Linked DNA regions of Homo sapiens: region 1 is linked to region 2. A link is a contact called in ENCODE Hi-C data. All regions are on one chromosome and are shown on one strand. The core of a region is the stretch at or near the end of the contact, and the rest is flanking DNA. Distances in the headings are between cores, read along the strand shown.

Region 1 (6,615 bases), core at 3,893-6,392, 720 kb before region 2:
ACACGAAAGAAAGAAAAGCCCTCTGTGTGCAAGCAAACAGAACCTCAGGCCCCAGAATCCCACTTGCCAATACTTCAGTGCTTAAGGAAATAAATCAGGAGCTTAAAAGCAAGAACGAGGAATGAGAGAGTGCAAGGAACGGCTAAGCATGCTTGAAAAGAAAACAAATTTCATAAATGTAGGAATGCCTACAAATTGGCTGGGTGTGGTGGCTCACGCCTGTAATCCCAACACTTTGCAAGGCCAAGGCAGGAGGATAGCTTGAGCTCAGGAGTTCAAGGCCAGCCTGGGCAACATAGTGAGATGTCATCTCTACTAAAAAAAAAAAAATTCCTAATATTTTTAATTTACAATAGTAAGAGATGGTGGCTTATGCCTGTAATCCCAACACTTTGCAAGGCCGAGGCAGGAGGATAGCTTGAGCTCAGGAGTTCAAGGCCAGCCTGGGCAACATAGTGAGATGTCATCTCTACTTAAAAAAAAAAAAAAAAATTCCTAATATTTTTAATTTACAATAGTAAGAGATGGTGGCTCACGCTTGCAATCCCAACATTTTGCAAGGCCAAGGCAGGAGGATAGTTTGAGCTCAGGAGTTCAAGGCCAGCCTGGGCAACATAGTGAGATGAGTGAGATGTCATCTCTACTAAAAAAAAAAAAAAAAAAAAAAAAAAATTCCTAATATTTTTAATTTAAAATAGTAAGAGATGGTGGCTCATGCCTGTAATCCCAACACTTTGCAAGGCCGAGGCAGGAGGATAGCTTGAGCTCAGGAGTTCAAGGCCAGCCTGGGCAACATAGTGAGATGTCATCTCTACTAAAAAAAAAAAAAAAAGTTCCTAATATTTTTAATTTAAAATAGTAAGAGATAGTGGCTCATGACTGTAATCCCAACACTTTGCAAGGGTGAGGCAGGAGGATAGCTTGAGCTCAGGAGTTCAAGGCCAGCCTGGGCAACATAGTGAGATGTCATCTCTACTAAAAAAAAAAAAAAAGTTCCTAATATTTTTAATTTAGAATAGTAAGAGACGGTGGCTTATGCCTGTAATCCCAGCACTTTGGGAGGTCGAGGAGGGCAGATCACTTGAGATCAGGAGTTTGAGATCAGCCTGGTCAACATGGTGAAACTCTGTCTCTTCTAAAACTACAAAAAATTAGCCAGGCGTGATGGCTAAGAGATAAAAAGAACATACTAGATACATTTAATGTCTAACGGTAGTAGTAGCCCGCAGAGGATGGCTGGACTGGCATATAGGCCTGCAGAAGGGATACGTGATGCTGTACAGAAAGATAGATGGATTCTTAGGGTGTGCTGAGCTGTGGGGACTCATGACCCCAAATCCACCATGTCTCAGGTTACACAGGTTTAGATCTGCTCCCTAAAGGGCAGACTAACTGCCCTGCTGGGTCAAGTTGTCATCAGTTACATCCATTAGTGCTTTCCAGAGAAAATAAAAGGGAGCTTTCTATCTAAATATTTAAATCTATCTGTTACTGCAGTAAGTAAACAATCTGAAAATCCAGATTAGCACAATTGGTCTTTAACAAGGATTCTTCACTTTAAGAAACAAGGTGCGTCTCTGGGGCACTAAAACTCTGATTAGAAAACAGATCAAAGCAGCACTCTGTGTTGATGGCTTCTCCACATGGTGACTCAGGGACCCAGGATCCTTTCATCTTGTGTCTCTGCCGTCCCCTGCACTCTCATTTTCATTTGGGTCCAGCCAGCCACAGGTGAGACTGTGGGGTGCATCCATGTCGTAGAAGCTTCAGCTAAGAGATGGGACACTTCACTCCTGTTCTGTTCTATTGGCTGGAACTCACTATCAACACTTATTTTTCATTTTCTTCATTTTTCCATTTTCTTTTTTTTTTTTTTTTTAGATGGACTCTCACTCTGCTGCCCAGGCTGGAGTGCAGTGGCGCAATCTCGGCTCACTGCAAGCTCTGCCTCTGGGATTCAAGTGATTCTCCTGCCGCAGCCTCCCGAGTAGCGCCTGCCACCACGCCCGGCTAATTTTTGTATTTTTTGTAGAGATGGGGTTTCACTATGTTGGCCAGGGTGGTCTCGAACTCCTGACCTCGTAATCCACCCGCCTCGGCCTCCCAAAGTGCTGGGATTACAGGCGTGAGCCACCGTGCCCGGCATTGATTTTTGTATTTTCATCAAGAGTAAATAAAGGCTATTTCAGCATTGATTGTCATTTTTTTTTAAACTGGACCCACTTATGTAATACTTAAACTAATAAAAATTGTAATATGAAACCATCGTTGCACTCTGAATAAACCTTATTTTGTCATGGTAGGATGTTGCTACATTGCACCATGTGCTCATATTTTTATTAGAATTTTCACTTCTCTATTTATGAATAAAACCAGTCTACATCTTTCTTTCTTTTTCTTTTTCTTGTTTGTTCTTGCATTAGGATTCTGCTACCTTTGTAAATAAATCAATGTATTCCTCACACAGCATATACATATTTATCAGTCTTGTAAGCTTAGAGCAGTCCATAAATCATAAAAGAGTTTAGGGTGAATTTTAGAAGAGAAAAACAAAAATGAAGTAATAAACAAACAGTTGCTGACAAACAAATATTTGTGCTTTATAAAGCCAGTCCTACGCTTGATCTTACCCACATGCCCTGGACAGATGACAGGAGGCCTGAGTTCTCATCTCTGCTCCGCTCCTGTGTTATCTCACAAGAGTCATGACATCCCGTTACCTCGAGCGCCCTTTCTATGCATAAAGAAGGCACTGGGGAGACGCCATGTCCAAGGTGCCTTCCAACAGTCTGACAGTTTTTCTAAATTTCAAAGATGACTTTCTCAATGCAAAAGCCAAGAAAGATCACATAAAACACACACACACACAAATATATATATATATGTGTATGTGTATATGTGTGTGTGTGTGTGTGTGTGTGTGTGTGTATACACACACATATTTTTATTTTGGGCTCCCACCAGAAAGGAAGATAGGTATAGAAAAACCACAAGTATGGGCCGGGCACGGTGGCTCATGCCTGTATCCCAGCACTTTGGGAGGCCGAGGCAGGTGGATTGCCTGAGGTCAAGAGTTCGAGACCAGCCTGGCCAACATGGTGAAACCCCGTCTCTACTAAAATACAAAAATTAGCTGGGTGTGGTGGCAGGCACCTGTAATCCCAGCTACTTGGGAGGCTGAGGCAGGAGAATTGCTTGAACCCAGGAAGTGGAGGTTGCAGTGAGCCAAGGTTGCACCACTGCACTCCAGCCTGGGCAACAGAACAAGACTCCGTCTCAAAAAAAAAAAAAAAAAAAAAAAAAAAAAAAAAAAAACTGGCCAGGCACGGTGGCAGTGGCTTATATCTGTAATCCCAGCACTTTGGGAGGCCGAGGCAGGTGGATCGCCTGAGGTCAGGAGTTCGAGACCAGCCTGACCAACATGGTAAAACCCCACCTCAACTATAAATACAAAAATTAGCTGGATGTGGTGGCGCATACCTGTAATCCCAGCTATTCAAGAGGCTGAGGCAGGAGAATCGCTTGAACCTGGGAGACAGAAGTTGCAGTGAGCCAAAATCATGCCACTGCACTCCAGCCTGGGTGACAGAGCAAGACTCTGTTTCAAAAAAAAAAAAGAAAAAGAAAAGAAAAGAAAAATCGCAAGTATGTTACCTTCGTATAAATAACAAAGTTAGCTCACTTCTCTGTTTCCTCCTGTTAGGAAGTGGATAAAGCAAAATGATCATCCAGTCACTAACCTGTGTGGTGGGGAACTTACGAGGTTGGTTAGTCATTAATCAGAGCAGATAATAAAGCATGTGACTCTCAGCCCAGTTCTCTGCACTGGAATAATGTGATCCTCATTTCCTGAAATTTAGTCATAACGAAGGAAGTGATTTGAAATTAGCTTCTCTTATAAAGATAGAGGAATCCTGATGAATTAGAGCTCCCTTTCACCTGGGACTTGCCTCCATCACACTTGGCGATCCCCACACCGCCCTTTGAGCTGAGCTGCTCTTGAGGGCAGACGAACTGCCCTACTGGGTCAAGTTGTCATCAGTTACATCCATCAGTGCTTTCCAGAGAAAATAAAAGGGTACTTTCCTCAATCTATCTGTTATTGCAGTAAGTAAAAAACCTGAAAATCCAGATTAGCACAATTCATCTTCAATGAGGATTCTTCACTTTAGGAAACAATGTGCTTCTCTGGGGCACTAAAAACAAGTTTATTTCCAAAACAAATTTTGATCAATGCTCAACAGTTTTTAAGGATGTATCTCAAATGATCTAAGAATATGCATCGACCATTATTTATAAGTAAGGGTGAAGGAAATGCACCTTTATGAAGTCCCTGAAGCACCCAGGGACTGTACCAGATGCCTTACAGGTGTACATATGTACTAGGTATAAAGGTTAGTTTCCTAATCTAGGTATGTGTAAATCCTCATCTTACTTTATTTCCTTGAGTCAAAGTCAATTCCAAGTCACCATTCCATTGAGATAATGAAAAGCCCAATGGTGGATGCCTCCTCCTAGTCAACATCTCCCCCCAAATTATAGGAAGGCACACAGAGCAAGATATCATCTCATGTTCACATGGCCCACGAAGTCTGGCCATGCCAAGCTTGGGCAGAGGAATCTTCTGCAAGATGGCAGCTTCCACTGTTACGGACCAGCCTCCATGGTGCACCAGAAAGGCACTCCCCTCAGGTGTCCTCCCACCTTGCTGGATGTTGCCAAAAATAAAAGAACAAGATTCCTCTATTTCTGGCACCCACAGCTTCCTGTCTCCTTTCAAATCCTGCGTAATTACCCTTCTCTCAAAGGCAGTAGCTTCTCTCTAGTACCTACAGCATAATCGCCTCAAGAAACCAAGGCTTCCAGAACTCAAACCCAGGAAGGAATCTAGGAGGATTCCAGAAATCAAGCCCAGGAATGAATCAAACCCAGCTGCACTCAACTCTGGACTTCCACGGTGCCTCGCGAGACTGGCTTTGCTAAGGCAAGGGCTTCTGGGTGGAGTTAATAAGAAAGCAGCATGAAAAGGTGCTTTGAGACACGACACATCGTTTCCTGCTAACGATCAAAGAATATACACAGCTGTTCCCGTTTCGGAGCAGTTCTGGCCCCAGGAGAGAGTTGCTGAGTTGCTTTCTGGAAAAGCTGGCTTTGACTTTTCAAGGCAGCTCATGCTGCTAAAGGTTGCATAGGCACAGAGAGAGGGAGCTGCCGGGGGCATGGGGGAGCCTTCCCTGATGCAACTGAACTTGAGCTGAGCTCACTATGTCTCTAGAATCTACTACCTATTCCTATTCAATAAATACAAGTATTTATTAAACATCTGTTACGTGCCAGGTCCTGTGTCAAATGATGGAGGAAGTGAAAATGCGTAAGACACAGTCTCACTTTGAAGAGTTCTCAGCCTTGTGGGCAAAGGCAGGAAGGTTCATTGTGTGGCTTGAGTGCACACAGGGAGGCTTTAAAGAATGTGAGAGGAATATGAGGAACAGATGCTGCCCTGGAGTGACTCGCATCTCGCCCGAAGAGACAAACAAGGCACCCAACAACCACAGAACCAGTAAGTGCCAAACCATGGGTACTAACCCTAACTACAATGGGTATTCTGAAAAGGCAGAAAAAATTTAAGTGATCTTAGCATAATCAGACTTGGTGAGGCTTAACATTCCTCCCTCTTCACTAAAAAAAAAAAAAAAAAAAAAAAAAAAAGTCTTCTGAACAGGCACTGCACTAGGCTCTGGGAATGCAAGCCTAGGAAAGTCCAAATCGACGCCTTAAAATGTTCAGCAGACAGTGAAGGAAACATGGAGCTCCAAACCAGGGGCTAAGTGCCACCCTCAACACAGCTTCAGGCCTTCACTCTTCCCAGGAACTGGGGACTGTTTCAGAAAGGGGGTGCCATCTCTGCTGAGCTTTGAAGGAAGGGTAGAAGTTAGCCAGGGAGCAAGGTTGGAGGTAAGGGGTTCTAAGCCCAGGAGACGCCAAGAGTATAAAATTGGGTAAATTCCTGAAAAGTCAAGGTCAAGCAATTCCTGTATAAGGAGAAGATTTGGTGAAATCAAAGAGAAGACAAACTTGAGGCCAGTAAATTATTACCCTTTATCGGTCTTAACAGACGGGAACTAACAATATATCCCTGCGAAAGATCAATGCCGGAGTGAGGCTCAAGTTCACCTCCCGCAGCCTGTGACTCACGGCACACTGACTCAGCCATGCTACCTGCAAGGAGGCACGTTAGGACAACGCAGGGACCCAGCACGTGCCAGTGAGTCTCTCTCTGTCCTAACTATGGGATGCCACCCTCCTGGGTCAGCTGACTCACCCCTGCCTGTAAATCCTAGTCAGGTCTGTAGGTGCCTGGGGAAGAATCCTACCTACCTCTGAGTAAAGACAGGAATAGAAGCTGGTTCGTCTAGAGCAGCAACACAACCAACGTTGAAAAAAGCAAACACCATTTCTGAAAATTGCATGCAGAGTGCATGGTATCAACTGACGTGTCTCCCCTAGGAGAGTGAGCCATTAATGCTTTGCTAACCACAGCGCTATCAAGACCATCGTTTCCAATCCTACAAAGGAAACACCAGGAAAAACAGAATTTAAAGGTTTTATTTGTCA
Region 2 (6,945 bases), core at 3,202-5,701:
AAACACAACCTCGTACCTGAGGTCACAATGCCAGTGGGACATGATGTGTTTGCGTCACCTTCAAAATGCCCTCTGGTTTCTGGACAGGGATGCAGGAACAGTCCAGCACTGGAGAGAAGCTGCCTACTAGCTGAGTGCAAAGCCACGAGGGTGGTGCCTGTCACCTCGTCATTTTTCCAGTAGAGTCACACGTCAGTCTTCACCCACCGGTCTCTGAGGGCCCCTGGGTGAGGACCCCAAGTCTACGGTAGGAGGGGGCGCCTGGCTGTCATATTCTGCAGAGCAGACCTTGCTCTAGTGAACACTGAGGGTCTCTCGAAATGAAACTCTGATGTCAGTGCTCAAAGTCAACCCCCCAACAGGGGCAAGGAGGGGAATAAACAACAGCCAGGCCTGGGGAGCGCTCGCCCCTCCTGCCATGCGTGGCGTGTGAGTGAAGCCCCTGCCAGCATCAGGCCTCTGACATTCCCGAGGACATGGCTGCAGCCCCCGGAGGTGCTCCTGGTCCTGGAGCAGCCCCACCTGGTCCCAGGGGCTCAGGCTAGGTGAGCTGTGAGAGGGGAACTCAGAGCCAGCCCGGCCAGTGCCAGCTGTTGTTCCCCCGCCAGCTTGGCATCTCGAGGAGGGGTCATAACAAAAGAGACAGGGCCACTCCCTGAGCTGCAAGTTCTGGCCGGGAATCCAGTGGCGTCTGGGGGCCCCGCAGACAGCAGCCTGCCTTTCATGTGCTGAGCTGGGGGCCTGGAGGAAACATTTTCCATGCCTGCTGCCAAATTTCCTCAAAGAACAATGCAAGAGAAGATGCTGTTTTGCAGTCAGGGAAGCTGGAAGGGGGCGGTGGTGCAGGTTTCAGGAAGGTCAGAAGTCAGGCCATGAGCCTCTGGGAAGCTGCGCCCCCTCCCCTAGTAGAACAGGCATCCTGAGACTGTTCCCCTCCCGTGCCCAGGCCCTTCTCAGGGCAGGAGCTGCCGTCATTGTCATTTGCAGGGCACTTGGGCGGGTTGTAGGAAGCGGCTGCCCCAGCAGAGATGGCTGGTTTCCCCTGCTTCCCAGAGCTGTGGTGTCTAATTAGTGAGATGGAGGTGAAGGACACCTCTCAGTCATTGCTGCTGCTGCGAACAGCTGCCAACGTCATCACAAGGCATTTGTCAGGGGCCTGCAGGACTCACTGTAAGATGTGTGAACCCAAAAGTATCTGAGACAGGTCTCAATCCATTTCGAAAGTTCATTTTGCCAAGGTTAAGGACATGCCCGTGACACAGCCTCAGGAGGTCCTGACAACAGGTGCCCAAGGTGTTTGGGACTCAGCTTGGTTTTATACATTTTAGGGAGACATGAGACATCAATCAATATGTGTGAGATGTACATTGGTTTGGTCCAGAAAGGTGGGGCAACTCAAAGTGGGGGCTCCCAGGTTATAGGTAGATAAGAGACAAACAGTTGCATTCTTTTGAGTTTCTGATTAACTCAAATTAGCCTTTCACTGAATACACAATTTACATGTGAGAGAGGGGTAGGGGAACAATCACTGATGCCTCAGTCTGGCTCAGTGAATCTGCGTTTTTACATAGACAATAGAGCAGAGGAAACCATCACATATACACTGGTCTCATATGAACAGAGGGATGACTTTGAGTTCCATCTGTTCTTTGTCCACGAGGAATTTCCTTGTGGGTAAATTGTGAGCAAGGTATGTAAATTTTTGTCTGTGTAGTGATCTTATTTACGAATAAAATAGGAGGCAGGTTTGCCTGATGCAGTTCCCAGCTTGACTTTTCCCTTTGGATTAGCGATTTTAGGGTCCCAAAATGTATTTTCCTTTCACAGATGTTTTATGAAGACACTATCTCTGCTTTCTAGAAGATTCTAGTCTACATGGAAAAGGCAAGCAAGCATGGCAGAGTGAAAGGCAGCACTGTGGGTTAAGACCATGGACTCTGGAGTTTGCTGCCTGGTCTAAATCCCTAGTTACTTATGGGTCATGTACCATGCCTCAGTTTACCCCTCCAAAAATGAGGATGAAGATAACAACAGTGTCTCCTTTATGGAGTTGTTATAAGGATGAAATGAGTCACTGTTTGCAAAGCTCTTAGAACAGCATCTGGCGTCACACACCTGCAGTGTTTGCAAAATAAATAATACAAGAGTAAAATACAAAATTGGGCCTTGACAACTGGGATGAGACCACATTTAGTTTTGAAGATGAGGTTTGGCAGTTTTCCATCATGAGGGTTTTTTTTTCTAAGCATGGTTTCCATTGCTCCAAATCTGTTTTGGGTTTGTGGGAAAGGCAAATGGGAAAGAATGTGATTCTGAAATGCAGGGAACTTTACAAAGCTTTCAAAGATCACAGCTTCACCTTCCCGAGAGCAACTCCTGAAAACAGAGACCTGTGTTTCTGCAAAGCACTGTGCAAGTCGCCTCTCCAACAAGTCTGGGTGGATGGAGAAGTTTCCAGGCTCCCCTGAAATCAACACTCTCGTGTTGATGGGGAGAAATTAAGAACAAGAGGATTTGGCTAAGGTCCCAGCGTGCGATGGCGTCTGAGCTGAAGTGCTGGGCTGCCTACAGAAATCTCTTCTAGAGATTGAGCTGGAGTAGGATTTCTCTCCTCTGAACAAGTAGATGATTATACAATGTTCCATTCTCAGGGGGTAAAGCCCTCTCCAGTCTTCCCAAGACCCAGTGAAGAAGAAGAGAGGGTTCCTAGCTAAGGAAGGGAGACAAGGGTGGTGGCTTTCCACGGCTCCCGCACGTGCTGGGTGTGAAGCTGGTAGTGGAAGTGTGTTTCCTCAGCAGCTGTGAGTCCTCAGAATACTGGGTCCCCACGGACCAGCCAGCAGAGGGACAGCCCTTCCTTAGTGGGGCTCTCCAAGGGCCATAGGAGCACCATGGGCTGGTGCATGTGGCCTCGGGCTGCTCTGGGGAGAGGGTCATTGGTCCCTCTTACTCACCTCCTGTCGGGAGTGGCCAGACACAGCCTGACCATACAAGGGTGACTAGGAGTTTAGGTTCGAGAGTATTGAGGGTGGCCAGGCATTCCGAGTCCAGGGCCCTCCAGGCAAAAACAACTCATCAACCTTTTGAAAGCAACAGCTGAGTCACTAATACCATTAGCAACCAGAATTTGCACTTTCGGTGTGCCGGCATTCTTCTGAGTGTTTTACCTAGAGTCACTGACTCAATTCTCACTGAAACCCTAGGAGGGAGGCAGTGCTATTGCCTCCATTGTATAGATGAGGCAACTGACACTCAGAGAGGTGAAGTAACTTCCTCAAGGATACACAGCTTATAAACACTGGGATTCACACCCAGTTAGTTTGGCTCCAGCATTCCTGCTTTTGACCCCAACATTACACAGCCTCTGATTTATACAATTACAAACATTTTAAATACTGGAAGCTGAATTCAAACTGCATCCACCAACTTGACTTCTAAGACCCCATACACTTTACCTGAGGGGTGCTCAGCCACCAGGCAAAGAATGGGCTGCAGTGACACACTGGCACACGTGCCTCCCGCTTGCGTCTGTGTTCTAAGCTGCTGCGTCCCTGTTGATGTGCACTGAGCTTGCGAGTGATTTGGACTCTCGAGACAATTTCTTTTTTCTTTTCTTTTTTTTTTTTTGAGACGGAGTCTCGCTCTGGCTGGAGTGAAGTGGCGTGATCTTGGCTCACTGCAACCTCCACCTCCTGGGTTCAAACAATTCTCCTGCCTCAGCCTCCCAAGTAGCTGGGATTACAGGTGCCCGCCACCATGCCTGGCCATTTGTTTTTGTATTTTTAGTACAGACGGGGTTCTACCATGTCGGTCAGGCTGGTTTCAAACTCCTAACCTCAAGTGATCCACCTGCCTCAGCCTTCCAAAGTGCTAGGATTACAGGCCTGAGCTACCGCGCCCGGCCTCTCGAGACAATTTCTGTTCAGCCAACTTTTCCTATATCTTTCTCAAAATTATTAGTTTCCGCCCACTGTTCCAATCGAATATGGTCTCTTTTATGAATACCAGCTCTGTCGCCTGCAGCACATTTGCTCTCCCTGGAAGCTTTGGGTCATTTGTGGATCTGGACAGCGTGTTTTCACTGAAGCCGCTGGGTGAGAACAGTGGAGGCGCAGGCGCAGGCTGGGGGCTGGGCAGACACTTCCTTTAGGTGCTGCTGTGTATTCAGCTATGGATCCATCCACTGTGCACTCCCATCCAGCCGGTTTGTCCCAGAGGTGGTGGTAGGGAAGTTCCAGGACATTCCTGTTTCCTCCGCTGCCTTCTCTCTTAGCTGAGCCCTTTCTCACCTTTCCTCCCAGACCCTGTTCCCTCCCCTTACTTGCGGGGCATCCTCGGGGACAGGTTCTGAAACCACAGCTGTGGGCCAGCGTTCCACCTATTGTCTGCGAGCCAGCAGAGCAGAACAAACCTGCCTGAGATTCTCATTACAGCTTGTGATTTGGGAGACGGGCCAGCTGCGGCTGTTGCCAGGGCAACCAGTGGTGCGGAAAAAGGTAACAAAAAAGAGCCTGGAGCCTCTTGACCGGACTTCAGGAGTGAAGGAGTGGAGGGGAGGGCTCGGGCTTGCCATTCAGGAGCGATTGTTGACATGTCAACTGCAATCCCTCTGCCCCTCTCCAGGCCGGGACAGCCCCCAGCACAGCGCCCTGCCATGCACCACCAGCATGTGCCTGCTCTGTGTCTGTGTTTTCAGGGGTCCACTTGGCCCTGCGTAGCCTTTTCTCTTTTATGCATTTCCCCACTCACACTTGAATGTCTTCAATTCCTTCCTCCCTTTCTCTCATTCTCTTCTGCAGCCCCTTTCCCTCTCCTTTCCCACGTACCAGAACATCAGCCTCAAAAGATTAAAAGAAAATTAGCCAGGGGTGGTGACACGTGCCTGTAATCTAGCTACTCAGGAGGCTGAGGTGGGAGGCTCTCTTGAGCTCAGGAGGTGGAGGCTGCAGTGAGCTGTGATTGTGCCACCGCACTCCAGCCTGCGCGACACAAGTCCCCATGTCTCTAAAATAAAATTTAAAAAAATAATAAAATGAAATGTAAATAAGGCACGGGAGGGAACTGATGGTCCTGTGCTGGCAGATCCTGCGGCCTCAGCACCTAAGCGGCCAATGGGCAAAGGTGGTGAATTCAGCCTGTCTAGATAACCTGTGATTCATTGGTTGGGCAGTGATTTGTGACGAGCCCTGGGACGGTTTCTTTCCAGTTACCCACTGGACGTCTTGTGCTGCCATATCCTGGGGAGCCAGAGGGGGGCATTTTCCTTTGAAGGCTTTGAGAGTCATAGCCAAGCCCTTTTCTCCATGGCGTCCCTCCCTGACCCCACCCAACATTTCAGGAGTTAACCTTCCTAAGAGCCGAGCTCTGGCCGTTTTACTCATCGAAGAGGGAATCCCCTACACATTTTAGGTACTCACGCAGCTCGCTTGCCTGAGCACAGGCTTCGACCTTTACCTCACTTCTGGTAGGAGGTCTGTTTCATTCCCATCCAATCTGCAGGTTTTTCCCTAATCCCTTAAGGAAGCAGTAACTTCATGTTTCTCAGAATATCCTGATTGGAAGAATCACTCGGCAGCTTAGAGCACAGATTCCTGAGCCGCATCTCAGACCTACTGAATCAGAAACTCTGGGGAAGTTATCTGGGAATCTGCTTTAGAAAAATTGCCCCCGGTGATGCTCATGTTAGGAGAGGTTTGGGGAACAAAGCCCAAGTGCTGATTTTCGCTTCTCGGGCTCAGCACTTGGGTTCTGTCTGGGCCTCAGGGTACTCTTTCATCTGCAAGGTGGAACTGATCCTCACAGCTCTGCTATCCTGCCCACAAACTTCCCAGACCAGGGAGGCTCTGGGGAGGCATGGCCGGCCTGGTGCTGGCCCAGTGTGGTCAGGACTAGGTCATGCCCCTGTTGCCCATGGCTCACCATGCTGTGGATATCACATCCATCCATGCCTATTGGCTCATGGCAGCTTAAGCCCTAGAAAGAACAGGTGGGAGAACTTTAGCTCTATGTGCCCACCAGGGATCTCACACCTCCTGGCTGCAGGAGCTGGACGGGAGGTCACCTGGCTTTGATGTAAGCTGCCACCTCTTTATGCATCCATCCTGCGAGCACTTGACATGCTATTGCTCTGCGGCATCGTGGCAGCGCTGTATACCGAGAGGAATGCAGGGTTTAGGGCTCAAAAGCTCTGGTTGAATCCTGGCTGCCACTTGCTACCTGTGGGGTCCTGGAGCACTTCCTTTCCTTATCTGTAAAACATGGATAACAACCAACTTCACAGGGTTGCTGTGAAAATTAAGTATGAAAAATTTCCAGCAGAGTGCTTTGCAGATAGAGAACTCGATGCATGTCAGTTCCCTTTCTGTTCATTTTCTCTCTTCCTGTTCAGGTACAGGCTGATTCATTAAACCTCTCTCACTTCTTCTTTCAGATCCCATTAAAACACTTCTGAAGAAAGGTCAAGATACAAAAATCAATTGTATTTTCATATAGTAGCACCAAACATTTGGGAACTGATATTTAAAAAACCAATTCCATTTACAATAGTGTCAAAAAACATAAGATAATTAGCAACAGATTAATAAAAGATGGGAAATATTCAATATCAATACTGAAAACACAAGATGATGCTGAGAGAAATTAAAGAAGATGTAAATACATGGAAAGATATACTATGTTCATGGATTGGACAACTCAGTATTAATATGTCAGTTCCCCCTAAGCTGAAGTATGGCTTCAACACAATCCCAATAGGCTTTCATTTAAAACAAATATAAATTGACAAATGAATTTTAAAATTTGGAAATGTAGAGACTTAGAATAGGCAAAACAATTTAGGAAAAGAAGAAAAAGTTGGAGAGCTTACACTACCTAACATCAAGTTTTACTGTAAAGCTAGCTATTTAAATAGTGTGGTATTGACCTAAGAATAGACAAATAGATGAG

Evidence for each region. A loop is a pair of places that touch in the nucleus more often than their neighbours do. Pooled maps may share reads with other maps.
Region 1: a pooled map shows a loop between it and region 2 (9-fold over the local background). The contact joins two enhancer-like sites. A Hi-C loop is called at or near these places in 3 of 37 single-sample maps with no recorded cell type and 3 of 50 pooled maps.

Annotation. Positions count from the first base shown.
Region 1 is chr10:6,299,063-6,305,677 of GRCh38, reverse strand. It overlaps a transcript of PFKFB3 not described here. Among named protein-coding and RNA genes, the nearest start is that of LINC02649, 24 kb to the left of the region's middle. RefSeq lists an enhancer at 5,592-6,615. Within about 2 kb of position 5,142, at least 15 of the 41 ENCODE cell types and tissues checked have a DNase peak (open chromatin) inside an H3K27ac peak, as active enhancers do.
Region 2 is chr10:5,581,262-5,588,206 of GRCh38, reverse strand. No RefSeq gene overlaps it. Among named protein-coding and RNA genes, the nearest start is that of LASTR, 11 kb to the left of the region's middle. RefSeq lists enhancers at 1-786, 2,469-3,668, 4,275-4,803. Within about 2 kb of position 4,451, at least 7 of the 41 ENCODE cell types and tissues checked have a DNase peak (open chromatin) inside an H3K27ac peak, as active enhancers do.